Linked DNA regions of Homo sapiens: region 1 is linked to region 2. A link is an interaction called in ENCODE POLR2A ChIA-PET data of the cell type or tissue named here. Cell type or tissue: GM12878. All regions are shown on one strand. Each heading gives the region's core, and the rest is flanking DNA. Links, peaks and the distances in the headings are about the cores only. Region 1 overlaps DMD (dystrophin). Region 2 overlaps GK (glycerol kinase).

Region 1 (14,796 bases), core at 15-5,014, 460 kb before region 2:
CGGTAGCCTTGCTATGTTTTTTTATACTGAGCACATTTACTAAATTGGCTTACAAATAGTTTAACCTCCTTAGAAAACTGCTAGACCAGACATTCATATATGAAAAAATGATACTATATTATATGGAGAATATGAAAGCATCAGCTTTCCGTTTGTGTATTTATTTTACATGATATGCTGTAAAGAAGAGAATAATTAATTTTCCTAATCCTTGGACTTTTCTGTCTCACCTTCTTTGTGTTTGAGATGATTTTTATACCTAAAAACTGAATTACTAATTTTAAAATATTTTATGCTTGTTAAATCCGTAAGAGTTTGGTTAACTTTTTTAGTTGTAAAAAAACAAACAAACAAACAAACAAAAAACCCCCTGTATAATTGCCTGAGGTGAAGAAGATTTTAAAGGTAAAAATTGGTGGCAGAATGTTTAGAGAGCTTACTGTGCATCCATCCTTTGTCAATATTCTAACTGCTGGACATGTTTACCAATCGTGAAAAGCATTAGCTAGCTGTGTAAGTCTGTCATCAGTGGAAAGTAGTAATTGTCCTAAAAGACAAGGGGTAGTGTAAGGTAGGGAGTGCACTTATTGTTAGGGAAGCTTTTCTTCTGAAAACAAAGACCTGTTCTCAGTGAAAGCAAGACTGATCTGTAGGGGGAAAACAGTGAAATATAACTTTCCTTAGAATTTCTATCATAAATGTAGTGCTACTAACTAGCTGTGGTCTACCACACACTGCCTCAAATGGTTAAGCCAACACACACATCCTTTAATTTGAAGGATTCCTTTCTCTTCTTGCCATGATTTATCCTTTAGTTTTCAGGAATGTTCGATTAGGTCTTGAATAGATTCTAAGACGTCACATAAGTTTTAATGAGCTTTTACGTTTTTTATCAGGCTAGCAGAAATGGAAAACAGCAATGGATCTTATCTAAATGATAGCATCTCTCCTAATGAGAGCATGTAAGTATCCCATCTCTTTTTACAAAATGTTCCTGACAATGAAATTGCTTTGAGGGATTTAGAGGTAGGATAGCACAGGATATAGGAATTAGCATCATATTCATTTGATCTTTTAAGGAGCCATTCATTTACTTTTTTCCTTTAATTCTTAATGCCCTGGCATGGAATGAGCTCATCCAAATTCTGGCATTATTAGTATTCAGAGTAGCAAAAATAGTTTGCCTTACTCTTATTTGAACTTATTTCATACCATATGATTACAAATTGCAGAGTCCCAAGTATTTATAGTAATGCTTAATCTTTGACCAAACCTGCCAGATATTTAAAGGGATAGGATATTAATTTTAAAGTCATGGCTAAGTACTATTTTCTCCACTCATGGGGAGTGGAAACGTGATCTTGGTATAGCATGGCTATTCACATATGGTAGGTTAGTTGGGCATTTTCCTTCAGAAATCCAAAGAAGTAGATTTTTGTGATTTAGCATCTTCACAAGATAAATAAAGTGAGGCAATCTTATGAAGAGTTTCCAGAGGAGAAGTACCAATTCAGGTTGCAGGTTGTTAGCAGGATGATAAGCCAACCCTGTTAAACTTTAAGGACGGAGATAGAGCGGTGCTAAGAGCAGCAGGGAACACAGCTATGGCAGGGAAACAGGCTTCATTATAGAGTGAGGGCAGTGTTCACAATACAGAGCACAAAGGAACATTGCCATGAACCAAGTAAATGCTGACCGGGGCTTGAGGTAGAGAGAGCAGACATTGAAGCAAATATGAAGGAAAAAATAAGGATTTGCCAAGTGAATAAATAACATAAAGAGAAGAAATCTAGTCAAAGTATTACGATGCCTTTTTAGTTTGATAAAGTAAGGATATCTCACCCATCTTGGAGAATATAGACAAAGGGAAGAATGGTAAATTTATCATATGTAGTTGGTGTGGCAACACAAAGTCATGCTCAGATGAGAAAAGAACCTTCATAAGGATTAGGCCAAAAGAAATAGTATCAAAGTGGCATATATATAACTAGTTATTGAAGACATGAGAATAAATAATCTCATCTGGTACATAAACGATCAAGCTAATAATAAAGAATCAAGTCAACCCTCAGTCATTTGTATATGACTTACTTCCTTCAAACAAACAAACAAAAAAGCCTTTCCCCAACCATAACTGTGATGCCTTATCTTTCTTAGCTATGGGAAAAAGTATTAATGGTACTAATATATAAGATACTTCAACAGTAAAATGTGTGGCCAAAGAATCAGCCAAATGTAAATAGCTTGTGCTTCTTTGGCTCACTGATTTTGGTATTAGAAGCTCTAGCACATTCAGATTAATTCGAGTTGTATCTACGTAACAGTGGCTGTCATTCATTGACTGCCTAAGAGAACAGGAAGAAAAGTGTAGTTACAACTCTAGGTTATAATTAAACATGGGAAGTTCTAGCAGTACAACTTCAGAATTTGGAATGAGTGTGATAAATTAGGTGGTAAAACTGCTTTTGTTTTATTTTAAAATAAGCTTTAGCTTATTCTGAGGACATAAAATCCATTTTGACTCAATGTTGGATGGCAAAAACTCATGGCATTTTAGGGGCAGGTTTGGGGAAGTGGTTTGGTGGATTGGTTGACTTCACTTAAATGTGTGTTTTTAATACCCAATAATTATTTTTAGTCAGCTTTTCACATCTAAACCAGGTAACTGGCTTGATAAACAAAAATAATTCAAATGAGAAGGACTTTTTCCTAAATTTCTGATATTTTTCAACTTAAGTGGGTATGGAGAGGAGAATATTAGCGTATCATCTTAATGATATCTAACCAGAAACAATGAGCTTTAGCCTGTCATTACGGACAGAAGAAAATTCTTATAACTTGGAGGTAAACAGGCCTTTCCGGAGCTTGGAGCAATGCATTCAGAAAAAAGTTTGTCCTGTGTATTAGAGAGTTCCTAGTTTCCAGGAAAGATTGTAGCTGCCTCCCCAAATAGAAGCCTTTTTGCCTCCTTTTCCCGCAAGATTAGTCCTTAAAACCATTATGTATAAATTTAAAAATAAATAAAACTTGTATTTAAAAAAACTCTGCCCCGAGGAATGAGATGTTCAGTCTTCTTTTAATCAGTCACCTTAATGTCTTTTTTCCCCTTAATTTTCGTTCTTCTGTCTAAACAATAACTGAATGAAACAATCATGTATCTCCAGTTTAATTGTTGTTGTCATTCTGCCTCAATGACTTATATAAGTTAAAACTGACTTACTGAAGCAATACTTTTTGGTTACATTGCCTTCCACTTAATAAAATATTTCCTCTGTTACTTTTAGAGCTGCAAGGTATTTTTTCCTACTCAGTACAACAATAGCGTGGGTTAGTGAACAGATTATCTTGACAGGCTTGGTGGCCAAAGCATTATACAGCCATTATTATATCTTTTAATATTTTTTAGCTATTGACTAACATCAACGTAGAGTCCCAGTATTTCTGTAATTCTGCCTTTCATTTATCCGTGTAAATAGGCCAATCAATTTCATTTGAAAATCTGAGCAAGAAAACACTTTGAATTGGTACCAGTAGAATGGTAGATCACAACCTCAGCAGTATCAAAAGGTCTTTAGAAGCAGGAAAAAAGGTCTAATTAATTGTTAAGAGCAAATAAATGTTTCTATTTTCAAATACACTCCTGAGTCCCTAACCCCCAAAGCAAAATAAGGGGGGGAAAAAACCAAAACCTTTGATTTTATTTTCCAGAGATGATGAACATTTGTTAATCCAGCATTACTGCCAAAGTTTGAACCAGGACTCCCCCCTGAGCCAGCCTCGTAGTCCTGCCCAGATCTTGATTTCCTTAGAGAGTGAGGAAAGAGGGGAGCTAGAGAGAATCCTAGCAGATCTTGAGGAAGAAAACAGGTGAGTTTTCTTTCTAGCTTTGTCATTGGTATGCAGAGTGCATACACTTGCACACATAGAAAAGTGCCAGGAATCTTCACTTAGAGTCATTTTATGTCTAATTGTTTTCTAAAATAATCTGTTTAGCTCCATTTGCAGATTCTCTCTCTCTTTTTTTTTTTTGTTATCTGAAAGAAGACAATGGATGCAATAGTATGATGAAGAACTCATATTTTAGGTGTGAAGGAGTTAATGCTGATGGTGGTATTTGACTTGTTGCATGTGTCTCCAAGGCTTTGATTTTATATTTCAGAATAGAATTTAAGAAAAAAGTAGGTTATTTAATTTTATGATTATATGATTTTTTTTACATGTGTTTGGCCATATTATCTACCTCAAACATTTAAGAAAGTAGGGTTATTGGCTTGGTCATATTGGGAAACCAATTGTTTCATCTTATTTTTCATCATCAAATGCAGAAATTATTATTTATGCTCACCATCATAGCAGGTTAGTGAGACAATTCCAATTGTCAGCCATCACCTGTAAAAGACAGTCATGTAAAAATAGCAGAAATTGTAGAAGAGAAAAAGGCTAAAGAACTCTCATAATGACTGCAGGGAGGACAAAGATGTAAACATCTGGGGTACTGTATTGTGTCAGGATAATGCAAATCATTGGACTTTCAGTTCTGTATTACATTTATTATGTCACAGGTCCCTTGGTTTAAAAAGTCTTCTCACATGATCACTTCTAACTCACAATGTGCCTTCTTCAGACAGATGCCACCAAGCAAGGATTTAAAGTAGATGTTGCTCAGATTTGTGGGTCTTAAGTACTTTCATCTCTTTGGTTGAGCCCAAGGCACCAAAAGCTCTTAACGTAGGCAACGCAGTGTGTCTGAGATCAGTGCCCTCGGGAGTATGCCACTTCAGGATGAAAAAACAAACTGCCACTCTTCCATTGCTTCCTGCTGCCACTGCGAGCCTTCTAGCTCTTAACACCTTTTACCTATGGCCATAGCTCCTTATCTGGTTGGCTTCCCTTTAGTCTCTTTCCCACCCTTGCAATAAATCCTCCATACTGACTCTACTTGTACATCTTGCCAGAACCAAGACCCATCATGGCATTCCCCTTTCACTGGATTTCTGCATGTAGAAAAAAATCAAGCTTCTTAGTGGGGCGTTCAAACCCTTCCACAATATTCTCTTGACTTGCTTTTTCTATGCCATCTTCTTTTGTTCTCCCTGTGTTCTGGCTATGCTGTTGTAGCTAGTATTTCTGAATACATCCTGCTCTCATCTACCTTTGGGGTCAAGCTCAAGCTTGAGTCTCAGCCTAACTGCTAACCTCTAACCCACCACTGCCGTATCTGACAAAGGAATCCCACCTATCCTCCATCACACTGCTCAAAATAACTTTCCCCATGGAGCCCTGCTAGATCCCTGCAGTTGGAAGAAATCTGTCTTTTGCCTCTATTCCCAGAGCACTTTGGACCTTTCTCAGAAAATTCCTTGACAGTTTTCCTTTTTATCAGTTATTACCAGTGCCTCTCTTTAATGAGCTAGTGTGTGTCTTTGGGGCATGGACTGTATCTTAATCATCTTCATATCCTCCAGAGTACTTAGCATGGTTTGAATATTTAATGGCTACTCAGGAAATGTTTGCTAAAAACCTGAAAATACAGCAAGAACATCACATGAGTACCATCCACGAGATAATATTGAACTTTTTTTGTTGTTTTAATGATAGCTTTATTTTTGGCCGTACTTTTGAGATCATTTGTCAGTGAAGACCATGGTAGAGAAAACATTTCTACTTTATTGAGAATAATCAGTAATATCCATTTATGTTAAATCTGTAATTATTGTAGGGGTCAAAGTCAAATCGGAATAAAAAGTTGGAACTGACACTGTAAATAGAATTTGATGTTACCAAGGAGTAAATATATTTTTGAAGTATATGATCGTGTAATATATCTTTTGAGCTCATTGGTCAAGAGCCCTGCCTCGTTTGTGGTTAGCATAGTCTTTCTCCGTACCATTGCACCCGGGTCAAAGAATGTTTGTAAAGAGTACTGATAACTATCATTTATTTATCATTTTATCATTTTGAGTGCACTTTTACATATTTTAGATCATTTAATCTTCTTACAAACGCTATGGAGAAGAGACTGTCGCCTTTCTGTGAATGAGACACAGGTTCTTAGAGGTTCACACAGCTTGCCCCAGATTTCCCAGTCAGCCAGTGGTAGAACTGAATTGAAATCCAGATTTTTCTGACTCTAAATAGGCAACTCTGCCTTCAACCAGATAATAAAGAAGAGTAAGTCTCTGTGAATGTCATTTACATAGAATTGCGGCATATTCCCCAGAATGTGCCTTAACTTGAGGGACTATCTATGAGGACTGAGTGTCCCGGAATAAACCTGTTCATCTACTTGTGGCACAGCGATAACCGCTTTACCCTGGAAGATATCCAAGACCATTCTCCAAGAATGGGATGGTTTGTTCTCTAAAAGAACAAAAAACATAACACCAGGCCTACTTAGAGCTCCAAAATGAGGACTCTGGGGTTGATGCAAATCTTTGTGTAAGTTACCTTGACCTTCACGAAATGATCAGGATGAGCTTCCTTCATTGTCCCTTCATTTTGTCCTATTTGACCTTCTACCAAATTCCAAAGAAATGTCTCCACAGAGTTCCCTTCCTGAAAACAGCCCGTGTGTTTTCTTTGATCTGCCCTGTCCTGTCTTCTTGCAGTTCTGCGCAAGGAGCTTCAGAGCCCTAGATTTGCCTTCGCTACCCTTGAATTCAGTGTTGCTTAAGGAGCCTTTAATTTGCCATTTCCTGTTGAGAAAACCCAGGAATTCTTTAGATGCCCTCTCTGTGCATGTCTAGCTGGCTATGTCCTAAGTCAGCATTGGGCTACGCAATCTGACAAATACGAGCATACTTTTAGAGAAAATAAGAAAGTATATTTAAAATTGAGATTGCCCCAAGTCCTTTGGATGTGTACTTATTGATCTGTTAATATATATATTTTATGTTCCTTTAGCTGTGATTTATCTCCAAATAACAGCAAAAGAGAGAGGCCTGGAGAGCCCCATTCCTGACTAGATATTTATTAAATTCCATTAATTGTTCTTATTCATGACACCTCCCTACAACCCCCTAGAAAAACAGAGGATGGCTGTTTGAGAAGTGTCTCAGAGGTATCTTATCTCTGCCTTTAGAATTCCATTTCTCCTGGTTGTTGCACATAGTATTCAATAAATATTTGTTGAATGCATTAATGAATAAATGAATTGAAGCTGAATTTATTTTAATTGTAGCATACATGCATGCACTTTTGACTAAAGTTCTTTTACAAACCTAATTTCGTAGAGAAAAGCCTTTCAAAGACTTTGTTTTCTGCTTGCTTTTCAAAATTCTCCCCTTTTTCAAACTGCCTTGATTAGCACCAGGCATGGCTTTGTCATAAATTTAGAATGTTAAGAACCCGTTTTCCAAATCACAGGCACTGTATGTATCCCACATTGGTGTTCTCTGATTCTTGGTTGATGCCACAGAGATAAGGCTAAAGCTCTGAGTAAAAGCTAAATCTGACTGAGTTTTTCCCATAGTGCCTCCCATAAGTTTGGATGACTAATGGTGTTAGTGAGATATCTAATCTTTAATATTTCGCTTCTGCATCATATTTCTCCCTCATTACCACATATAATTCAGATACATCTTTATTTGGCAAAGAGCCACTGGATCTTGGGTTTTTGCCCCATTGTGTGTCCTTAGCATTGCAGACTCAAGGTTTACTTTTTTTTCTTGCGTTGATTAAAGCCTTCAGTCTCCTGACTTAAGCCTGTAGTGTTCAAATACAGAGATGTATTTGTCTCTGCACTGTCTAAATAAACCAAGACTTGCTCTGAAATTCAAGGTATGATCCTAGCAATGAAAAGGTAGCCTTTCTGAGAGACAAAGACATTGTCGTTCTACTACCTGCAGAGCAAATTGATTAGATTGTTCTCAAGTCAACAAGGTGGCTAAATATTAACCTAATTCACCATAAAGTCTAAAGTTAAAGTTGTTAGTAGATGTTATATAACACGAGGGAACTCTGTAGATTCTTAATACCTACTCAGGACCTTTCATATGTCTTGTTGGGCAGTAAGACCTTATGAAGCCAAAATTTGAGTTTTCTCTTTTTCCTTTAAATTCCTCCAGTGATTGTGCAAGATTATTATTGTTACAGTCAAAGAAGTTCTAGATCAGTTACTGATACCACTGAATTAAAGTAGCTGGAAATCATGATCCCGTTGCTTTACTTTGTAATTGACTTGATGACTTTGGACCTAGTCTAGTAGCTATCAATCTTCATAGCTACGGGAAATCTTTATTCAATGTTCTTTCATTAGGTCTTTGTGCAAGTCTCCAATGATGGTGAAAAGATGGCCAAAATGAAGGGAATCTGAAGAGGTTAGGAATGGGCATTCCTATGGAATATAAACAAAGGTGTCAGGGTGAGGAATGGCAGAGTTTGTTTGAGGGAAACTGCAGTTGTATTACCTTTTTTAAGAAGGCAAAGAATGAGAGGAGATGAGGCTGACCAGGTCAGCAAGGGCAGGTCGGGAAGGGTGTGGTACCCACTGCAGAGTTGCTGCCTCCGTGCCTAGTCTAGGGAGCAACTCAAGGGTGTGATCCAGGAGTCAGGCCATGATATTGACATGAATATACGCCACACAGGCAGCTGTGCGGAGGGTAACTTTGAAAAGAGCGATGCTGGAACGAGGAAATCAAGCTGGGGGGAGTCACATGGGAGCCCAGGAAAGAGATGATTAGAGCCTTAAGTAAGGTGATAGAAATGAAGTAGACAGGCTGATCTGAGTGATATTTCGGGGGAGGATAGAGCTGTTTGATTCGGTAGTTCTGTGGGACTAGGGTATGAAGGAATGATTCCCAGGGCTGGTAACTACAAAACAAGATGATAGTAGTTATTTGCAGCTGGGACTGATAATTCAGGAGGAGTTGCAGCAGGTCCATCCTTTAATGCAGCAGTGTTTATTAGAGGTCCTTCCTGAAGGGCTGAGTAGCTGGAAGGTGATAAATGAGGTATGGAAGAGGTCGAGTTGAGGTCCTGGTGACATCTCCATGTGTAAATGTCTGACAGTCTGAGAGATAGAACTCTGATGCTTGTAGAAAGGATATAAGCCTGAGATATTAGGACTGTGAGTCGCCAGCTCACAGGTGGTAGTTGAAACCGTGAGAATGAATTTATATATCCCGGGAGCATGTAGCAGAAGGAGAACACTGGATTTGGTAGAACTCCGGAAGATGTGAACATTAAAGTGTGTATTTAATTACTTTTATTTTTAGTAGAGAATACATGTATATTATTATACAAAATCCAAAGGGTTCAAAAAGACATATAGAGAAAAGTGAATCCTTCTCCAACCTTCTCCCCTGGCTGTGGTGTTTCCAGCTCTGGAGGCTGCCATCTTTCTTGGTTTCTTGTGTTTCCTTCCAAACATGCTCTCTACATATGCAAATATTTGCAAACATATTTATGGTTGTTGGGGTTACTTCACACAGTGTCGTGCAGTGTTCACTCTGGTTTTCTCTTTTTACTTAAAAATCTCTAATTTTCACATGCTGGAGAAATGTGCCAGAAGAAGAGGAGGGCAGAGCTTGGGAATGATGGGAGCATTTTCCCACAGGAGGCAGGAGAGAGAAGGGTTAGGGAACTAAAGTATGGGAGGAGGCGTGACCTTGAATGAGAGGAAGGACTGCCTCTGAAGACAAAGTGGTAGGTAAGGAATTTAGGGTAAGGAAGGGAGGAAAGAAGCATAATGGAATGAATGTTAAAATGTCCAGTAGACATCACTGGAAATAATTCAAGACTGATTCCTACGGCTGTTCCCACATGTTTTTAAAGTTGGAGTGGAGAGGAAAGCGTGGTATATGATACATTTAACGAAACTAGGCATTCAAGTTACTTGGTGTATTAGTCCATTTTCATACGGGGCAATTTACAAAGAAAAAGAGGTTTAATGGACTCACAGTTCCGTGTGGCTGGGAAGGCCTCACAATCATGGCAGAAGGTGAAGGAGGAGGAAAGGCATGTCTTACACGGTGGCAGGCAAGAGAGCATGTGCAGGAGAACTGCCCTTTTTAAAACCATCAGATCTCATGAGAGTTACTATCACAAAAACAGCATGGGAAAACCCCACCCCCATGATTCAGTTACCTCCCACTGGGTTCCTCCCATGATATGTGCGGATTATGAGAGCTATAATTCAAGATCAGATTTGGGTGGAGATCCAGCCAAACTATATCATTTGGTGACATGGGCCCCAAAACAAAGGGCTACAGAGCCCTTCTTGAGACAAAGGGAGCTAGTTTGATCACAGAAATCAGAAAGCCAAGACCTTTTATGGCAAGGATGAATAAGAGCTGAAGGGCATACATGCCACATTTAAGAAGCTGTGTAAGAATGGGGTCAACCATCTCAGCTCTACTCAGGCAGGGAGGACAGGAACATGGTAGAAGTGGAATCACCATTATTCACAGACTCAGTTTCTAACTAGCAGGGCCAGTGTAACTAAATTTCCTTCAGTTTATCCAAAGTTAATTGAAGTCTGAGGGGACTGATTCATAGTATGCAGTTCATGGCAGTGAATGGATAACCCAGAATGAAAGTTTATTTCTCCCTTTATCCTAATTATCTCTCTTTTTAACTGCCTTGTATTAAAATGTTATCAAGGTTGCCTTAAAGCTTTTTTAGGAGGAGACAGCATCTGGTTTAAGTGCAAATACTAGATCTATTAAAATGAGGAATATATTCATTTTTTCGGCACACAGCATCCTGTGTCTTAGAATCCAGTGTCTTAGGAATCACAATAAAAATCAAATTGTGTTCTGGTGAGCCTAGAATCTTGGCATCTAAAATTGGATGTTTGTGAGGACTGCTTCATACTACAAAAAAATTGAAGCACCCCTCTGGCGATTAGAATATTCACATCTTACAAGTACAGCTGCCATCTCCCTAGAACATGCTGGATAAGAGTTTATGTTCTTACAATCCAATTTCCCTTTTTTTTTTTTTTTTTTTTTTAGATTTTTCATGAAGACCCTCATCCTCCTGTTGGCCTTCATTTGCCAATTGTCCCTCTACAGTAGAATTGATTATGGTCATGAGTTTCTTTAGCTACTTTCCAGGCCTGAGGATGTAATTCTGTTCAATTCTGCAGATAGTTACTGAGTGCTTAATGTAATTTTAAAATTATGAGACTACAAAGATGAATAAGCCTTGGTTCTTACCCTCATGGAGCTCAAAATTTATTTTAAAAAAGTTAAAATAGAAACAACTACTTATATCCTACTGTTACAAGTGCTCTGGGGGCACAGAGGTGAATGATTTATTCTATCAGAGGGAGTAGAGAGGCCTTTACAAAGAGAGTTTAAGAGTTGAAGACTGAATGGGAGTTTTCCAGTCTGAGAGATGGGGGAAGGATGAGTTTTCCAGACTGGTGGACCAGTGAGTAATGTGTGGCTTGGAATGAGGAGAATAAGAGGGCAGTGGGATGGTAGGTGGGGACTACTGTTTAAAGGACTTTGTGCATCATACTAAGGAGTTTGGGTTTTATCCTATAAGCAGGTGAACAGTGATGGCTTTTTGACGGGGGGGAGGATTGAGAAAAATAACTGACCTGGCAGAAAGCTAAAGCCATGAAGATTGGTAGAAGCACAGTGGAATAGTCCATTAAAAGATGCCAGGTTCTTAACTAAGGATGTCTTAGGCAAGTGAAGAAGGGGATGGAGAAATTAGAAGGTCACTGAATGAATGAGACCAAGGGAAAATGGAGAGGGGGAGGCATCTGGTGTTACGGAAAGTTTTAATTTGGGAACTGGGAAATGATCATTGAAAAACAAACAAAAGCAACCTAGTGCACCCAGGAAAAACTCCTGATTTGCAAAGGGTTAGTGCATGGAGAGAAAGAGCTACGTATCAGACATACTGAATTCTATTTGCCCAAGGACATTTCAAGTGGAAATTTCCTATGTTGATTTTACGTATTCAGTTTTCAGAAAGGATTCTTTAAAAAGTCATAGCAATACAATTCCTGCAATATAAATAATAGATCAATGAACATCATAGGGATTAGCATAGTTGATTTGACTAAGCTTCAGATTCAGTTTGAGCTTCCCTGTAGCCAGGGAGATAATAGGAAACAAAGATTTGTCTGTCTCTTAATATTGAATTAAAGAAGCACGCAGCATCCTAAAGAAACATCATTGTTTTCCTGGCTCTACGTAATAATAATAATAACAAAAATAGCTGTCCTTTGAGTGATTGCTATGGACAGGAACTGTTCTGAGTACATATGAACTCCTATTTAATCCTTAAAACAACCCTATGAAAGAGAGGCTGTTTCCAGAGGATTACGTGGCACAGAGTATTAAGGACACTTCATATGGCCAGCAAGTAATAGGACCTGTATTCAAACTTGGGTGGTGGTCCTGAACTCTTAAGCAGCGTTACACTTGAAGTGATTATTGGCTAGTGTCCTTATCAACATTTTTATAACAAATCCCAAGGGAAATTATATGTGGCTGTTTCTCATGGCCTTTGATAATTGTGGAAAGCTTAACATTAAAACACCAAAGATAGGGTGACAGTTCTCCAAGGATAAAGGTCACTGTTGCCTAAAATGTATTCTGCAGAATACCACTGAGATACTCTGAGAAAAAAAGGATTCCAAGGACAGTAAAACTTTGAAAGCACTCATACTGGAAAGTCATCATTACGTTAGCATTTGCACTGAGGAGTTTGGAAGTGAAGAAACCTGATTAGCTTTGTCTAACCTCATGTTGCTCCCACTTACTTGACCTCGAGCCCAACTGCAATGTTATATGGAACACACTTTGGTAAAGAAATTCAAGTCTGAAGTAAACTTTGAAAACCAGTCTAGGAGATAGCATAGTTGACTCTCTACTGTAGTTGTTGAGAAGCCTATCCGTTGTGTCTCTGGGAACATCAGAAGATAAAGCTATAACAGGTGCCCACGTAGGAAGCCTGGATTTTTCGCACAAAAGTAACTTTTCATATGCTCTAGTGGTGAAGCAGTTACCCTGTAGACCCAGAAGCCAGAATGATTTAGTCTGAAAAATCTAAAGATAGGTATTAAATTAACTCTCATGATCATAGAAAATTCTTTGCACCATTTTTGTAGAATATCCCACCGAATAACTTGGCTTTTCACCCAAACCACCAAGAAAAATTGCCACCAGTGACTTGATGCAATTAACTTGCTATCGGGAGTTCTTTCTTGTGAAATGATTGAACTTTGAAAGATGTTTACCAAAGACAGCACCTTTAGCTTCATCACAATTACTGTGGAATCTTTCTTTGTAAGTAGTTAGATGCAAAGGCCAGTTGTTGCTTGAGGCCTCTCCTGGATTGTGATTTTAAAGTGTATCATCAACACATGGGAAGATATTTCTCCCTCTTTATCTTATGACAGAAATGCAGGTATAGCTTTCATCTCAAAGTAAGATTAAGGTATAAGTTACAAAGATGTGTAGCTACTATATGGTCCTGTGTAATGCTACTTGAGGAAGGCTGTTCCTTTCCTGGCACTGAAATTTTAGAGCTTGCATAATCAGTATATCAACCTCGTGTGGCTTGGTGCTTAGCAAGTTTCAGCTTCTAGAGCCCATGGCTAATGGAGCCATCCAGGAGAATGTTGGAGAGATAGGTCTGAAGCCTTAGAAGAGAAGTCTTGATTAAGGAGTAATGAGTTGCGGGAAGGGGTCATGGTTGTGGCGGAGATGGAAGCCTGGGGAGAGGACAGAGACCTCCTAGGAAGAGAGTTTGTGTAAGAAGAAGACCAAGGACCTCCTGATGTACTTGATTGTAATTGGGCATGAGCAGCCCAGTTAGAAATGGTTTCCTGTTGGTATTACATATGTACATGGATGGCTTCTGCAGATGGCTAAACTCACCCATTTTATTTTTTTACTATCTTAATAGTTAAAATATGACCTTTTCTTGTGTCTCCAAATTCTGAGTTACCTTATGGTGCTAGTCTGTCTGTTGTAACTACAAGTCATAAGTAAATCCATATGATTCTTTTCCTGTAATTTCCTGGTAAATCAAGGCGATAATTTCAAAGATAAAAATCTGTATTTTTAGCTTTAGCAGTGAGCATGATTCCCAGTCTTTTTGCCTTCGAGTAAGGTTTGTTTCCATGGTGGAAGTAAACAATATCCCACACTCTAGAATGTGAGCTCTTCAAGGGTAAGGGACAGTGTCCTACATATATCTTTATCTCCACAGCACTGGGTACATAAATGTGTCATAAAAATGAATGGGTAAATATCCTTTGGAGTTTTTCTGTTACTTGATGGGTTTTTGGGGTTGATTTTCAGGTATCTCCCTTGTTTTTCTCATTTCTTACATTATTTTCTTTCCCAAAATCCCTTAATATACCTGTTTAGTTTGTGATGTCATTTTCCATTAGACTGAAACCATCCAAGTTGTTTAGGCTAACCCAGACTTAAGCATTTTCTGGGCTTATTTTTGGACTCTTTTTAAAACTCATCATCTGAAAATATTTAATGTCCACACGGATAATTCTGAAGACATGTGCATACCATTTTTCTTTTATGTACATGGGTTAAACCTTGATTTTTCCATAGTAGGAGAAAGCATTATAAGATTTTATTGTTTTCACTGGGGTAATATCTTTTGTGCTATAAGAAATAAAATTTTGAATCTAGAACTTAGTTTTTTATAAGACCTTTATTGAGATATAATTCTCGTACCATAGGAGTTACCCATTTACAGTGTATTAGTCACTGATTATTAGTTAATAGGTTAACCAGTATTAGTAATCACTGGTTATTAATTACAGAGTTGTGCAACCATCAGCGCACAATTTTAGAACATTTTTAT
Region 2 (5,000 bases), core at 1-5,000:
ATTGAAAAAGATAGGATGTTACATGCTTACACCATATTTTTAAGAGAAAGCAATATGATTTTAGCAAAAGGAAAATCAAGGTTTTGATTAGAGGTAATTAGTTGAGAATCAGAGTATTATTTAGATTAAAACAAAAGAAAAAAAATACATAGTCACTGTTAAGGCTCCAGGAGATAACTGTTTTAAATTCTGTCATCAGGAATACACAGAAGTGTTTTGTTGTGATTGAAAAACTAGATTCAATATAACACAATAAAAGGTAGATAAAAACACTTATCTGAAAAAAGTAAATAATTTTGCTGTCAGGATATAATACATGGTATGATTTAGCTTTTAAAGAAATAAAAATGAGAGACATCTCTAATTCACAAAAGACATGTGGTCTTCTGAATTCAGAGGCAGGAAATAAAATGGAAGATGGTAATAATGTTTCAAAGCTGGACAGGAAAAGAGTATAGCAGCCAAAACCTAAAATGATAAAAGAAGGTGACTGTCTACTTGTTATCAGTTAAGTTACCATAAATTACACCCTAAGTATAAAGATCCAATACTTTAGTATATCATCTACAAATTTGAATCAGCCCTTGTTCTAGGTTATGATTCCCTGGAAAAGATGCATGCAAGCTTAATAGTTGTACACTAAGGGAGATGCAATGAAAGTGAGAGGGTGTAAAGAATAATAAATTAAATTATAACAGGGCAAGAGGAATAAATTATTTTAAAACTAGACATGTAGCCTGGAAAGTGAAAGGCTAATAAACAGGCTATAGGAAGATTGAATTAAAAATAATCAAGTAGATCTGATGTAATGTCATAGCAGGCAAATACATTTTTCTTCAAAAGCTCCTTGACATGAATGCCACTGCCACAAACAGTATAAAAATAAAGCAGGATATTTCAGGATGCAGTAGAATTGTAGCTTACAAGGCAATTAGGGTGAAAATTGGTGAGTATGGAGAAAAATCAGGTAAAGTAAAGATTACCCTAAATTGCTTACAATCATTCATCAGGCATAGCAAACACAGTTTTGTGTATACTACAGTGCTATGTATCTGTACGTATATGATTTATAATGTAGTTAATTTGTATATATTAGATTACAAATGCAGTGTCTAACTCTATAGCATTTTTAATTGCATAGAGAAAGGGAAGAGTTGAATTGGAGCAACATTATTTTTGAAATGTAACAGATTTCATTAATACTTCAGTAACAAGTTGGGGAACTAAAATTAAAAGCATTTATTGCTCAGAAAGTATACTTTTCAAGAAAGAACATTATAAAAGTTCATAAACAATGTTTATATGCTTGTGGCAGATAGACTTTTAATTAAGGTGGCTCCCATGATCCCTGCCTCCTGATGTGCATACCCTTGCATAATCCTCGCCTCTTGAGCGTGGTGATATCTGTGACTTTCTTCTACCCAACAGTACATGTCAAAAGTGATGGGATATGTGTGGTGATGTGTACGTGCTTCCATTACATGATTTACTGTGCCTGTCTTGCTGGAGATATTCCCTCCCTTCCTGACTTTAAGGAAGCAGAGAACCACTGGGGGTCCCTCAGATAGCAGGGAACTGCAGGTAGCCCTAGGAGCTGAGGGTGGCCTCCATCTGACAGGTAGCAAGAAACTGAAGTCCTCAGTTCCACAACCACAAGGAACTGAATTTTGCCAATAACCTGAATGAACCTGGAAGCAGATTAAACCTCAGATGACAGCAGAGCCTCAGTCAACATCTTGACTGCAGCCCTGTGAGACTCTGAGCAGGGTACCCAGCTAAGCTGTGCCTGGATTCTGAACCCATGGGAACTGAGAAACAATAAATGTGTTGTTTTAAGCCACTTAAGTTTGTGGTAATCTTGTTACACAGCAATAGATAATCTATTACATAGGTTTATACCTAAAATAGGGATTTAGCTCAAGAAGGATGAAAAACTCTAAAAAGGAAATCTTAACGCTATAATCGTTAAACCATAACAAAGAAAAGATAGGGGAAGAGATATTTAAAGAAACCAGGGAGGCAATATAGGGAACCCTCTTTGAAGCTCATATTTAAAAAGAAAAAAATGGCCTAACATAGGATTCGGTATTTGAACAATATTTAATGGGTATGTATTATCTGCCAGCCTGCTGGGACAGAGTGGTAAACAAGATAGACAAGTACCCTGGCCTCAGGAAATCTATATTCTAGTGACAAAACACGGAACATGGAAGTCTCAAGTCATAAGTAAGCTCAGGTTCATACTCATATTAAAAGTTCCCAAAAGGATTTTTGTTTTGTGAAACAGTATTTGGAAAAAGAAGAGGAACAAGGATGCCAGAGGGAAGGCAGAACCACTCAATGGCTCTATTTTGCTCCAGTCTCTTCCACTACTGAGAAATATTTTCCAACTAGAAAGGGTGGGACAAATTTAACCAGTTTAATATGAGTTTAATGTCACAGAACAACTTAAGGATCATGAACACCTATTTCTTTTTACAAATAATGAAAATGAGAATTTAGAGGTATTAAAATGTCAGGCCTTACTATCACCTGCCAGGGGCTTCAGGGAGAGAAAAAGAGTTCTCTTGGTGATGAAAAAGAAGATGCAGATGCTTACATGAGCAGAAATAATGAGTTTGTACTTCAAAAATCCCCTTTGTTCTAACCACAGAGGATAACAGACACGATATAAAAGAGAAAACTGAAACAACATGCTGACTCAAATACAGAATAACATCTATGTGGACAGACACGGAAACACATAACCAAACAGGACTGAAGCCACAAGCATGATGGCTTCTGATTTATTTTTCTATATGTGTCAGGGAGTAGGAGTGGTGGCTGGGAACTGGTTCCTCCAGAAGAAAGGGGTCCAAAATGTTTTGCGCAAGACAGGGAATAGAATCAGGCTCAATGCTTGAAGCCAGGAGCTAGGTGGCGCTCTCTTACTTGTGTAGGGATGCTAGAAAAACAAGCAACTGTGTATTTGCTGACTGAGGCTATATGGCTTAATGGAAGACAAGGCTGGAAGTGACAATTCTAAACTATACGAAGAAATCTTGTATTAAGAAATCCAACAAGGCCGGGCGCGGTGGCTCACGCCTGTAATTCCAGCACTTTGGGAGGCCGAGGCGGGCGGATCACCAGGTCAGGAGATCGAGACCATCCTGGCTAACACGGTGAAACTTCGTTATTTCCAGTCTTTACTAAAAATACAAAAAATTAGCCGGGCATGGTGGTGGGCATCTGTAGTCCCAGCTACTCGGGAGGCTGAGGCAGGAGAATGGCGTGAACCTGGGAGACAGAGCTTGCAGTGAGCCGAGATCAGGCCACTGAATTCCAGCCTGGGCGACAGAGCGAGACTCCATCTCAAAAAAAAAAAAAAAAAAAAAAAAAGAAAAGAAAAAAGAAATCCAACAAACTTAATAGCTGGACTAGAGTTCATTCCGGCCTAACACAGATTTTAAAATACATATGTTTTAAGTATTCGGAGATAAATTAGGAAATGACTTCCATTTTAAAAACAAACAAACATGAAACTAAGAATAAAAAAAAAAGAGAACTGAAACAAAATCAGGTGGATGTGAAAAATAACCAAATAAAAACTATAGAAATGAAAATATTAAATAAGATGAAAAATGTACTAGATGGGGTAAACTCTAGACTAGATAGAGAGGATGAGTAAACTAGCATTCCCCCATATTGCTGGTAGGAGTGTAACTTGACACATCTACTGTGAAAAATGGTTTGCACTATCTACTCAAAGTGAAGATACACATAATCTATGGCCTAGAAATTCTACTCCTACAGAAAGGTGAATACATTTACATCAGGAGGCATATACAAAAATGTTCATAGCAGCATTTTTCATAATAGCCAAATACTGAAAACAACTCGAATGTCATCAACAGCTGAATAAATACTAAACTTCAATAATTTCATATAGCAATAAGAAGCAATGAAAAAAACAGCTATGTATAATACTGTGGATGAATCTCACAAACATAATGTTGAGTGAAAGAAGCCAGATCAAAAAATACAAAAAAATACATACTAAGTGACTCAGATATGCATGCACATGCTCTCTCTCTCTTTTCTTTTATATTTTTAATATATCAAATATTAAACACATGCAAAACTAAACTCTGGTGTTCAGGGCTGCACATTTAAGTGTTAGAACTACAAAGAAAAGTAAGGAAGTGATTATGATAAAAGTCAGGCTGATGTTTATCTCAGGGAGAGGGAGGAAGTTGTGATCGTGGGGCAAATAGAGGTTCTTGGGATTGGCGGCGTTCTATGAACAAGTTACATGAGCCTTTATAATAATTTTTCAAGTTGTACATTGATATTTAATGCATTTTTCTCTATGTGTCTTATATTTCACAATACAAAAAAGGCTTTTATGATTTGTCTTGTTTGTTTTAAAGAGAGGATTTGGAAATGGAAGGTAGATACTGAGAAACTCACCAGGGACGCAGCACAGAGAAACAAAGAGATTAAAAAAATATAAAAGGGCAGTTAAGAGACATGGATGATGGGTTGAAAGGTTCCAATATTCATCCAATAGCAATTCCAGAAGAGGATGGAGGTAATGGTAGAGGAGCAATATTTGAAGAGATAATTGCTGAGAACTTTCCAGATCTGAAGACAGACTTGGATCCAAGTACCTAACAGGATAAATAAAAATAAATCCAAACACAGGCATATCATAGTAAAACTACAGAACATCAATGATAAAGAGATAATGTTAGAAACTCCCAGACAATAAACCAGATTATCTACAAATGAACCACATATTGACAGCAGAGGTCTCATCAACATCGAAAATGGCCAGAAGGGATGTGGGAAAAACAATTGTTAATATAGGCTTTTATACTCATCCTCAGAGTGAGGGCAAAACAAAGACAAACCTAAAAAGAATAGGCTTACTATCCCACACTAAAACTAAAAGAACTATAGAAGGATGCCCCTCAGCAAAAAAAAAAAGAAGAAGAAAAAAAGGAAAAAAGTAGGTGGGA

The links. Peaks named below come from ENCODE experiments on the same cell type or tissue, not always from the same donor. Only the 100,000 strongest peaks of a DNase experiment are listed, where the experiment ranks them.
Region 1: POLR2A ChIA-PET joins it to region 2 with 5 read pairs; 1 of 35 experiments calls an interaction of 5 or more read pairs at or near these places.

The regions. Positions count from the first base shown.
Region 1 is chrX:31,158,514-31,173,309 of GRCh38, reverse strand. It overlaps DMD (dystrophin), which reads left to right. Exons shown (of 79, transcript NM_004006.3): 73 at 897-962; 74 at 3,709-3,867. Among named protein-coding and RNA genes, the nearest start is that of FTHL17, 94 kb to the right of the region's middle. RefSeq lists an enhancer at 4,599-4,688. In GM12878, for the core only: no CTCF peak of the experiment used is centred there; a DNase peak (open chromatin) is centred at 4,599; H3K27ac peaks cover 370 bases.
Region 2 is chrX:30,711,096-30,716,095 of GRCh38, reverse strand. All of the region lies in intron 13 of GK (glycerol kinase), which reads right to left. It overlaps GK-AS1 (GK antisense RNA 1), which reads left to right. Exons shown (of 1, transcript NR_046603.1): 1 at 1-5,000. Among named protein-coding and RNA genes, the nearest start is that of GK-AS1, 4.5 kb to the left of the region's middle. In GM12878, for the core only: a CTCF peak has its summit at 2,917; a DNase peak (open chromatin) is centred at 2,705; H3K27ac peaks cover 886 bases.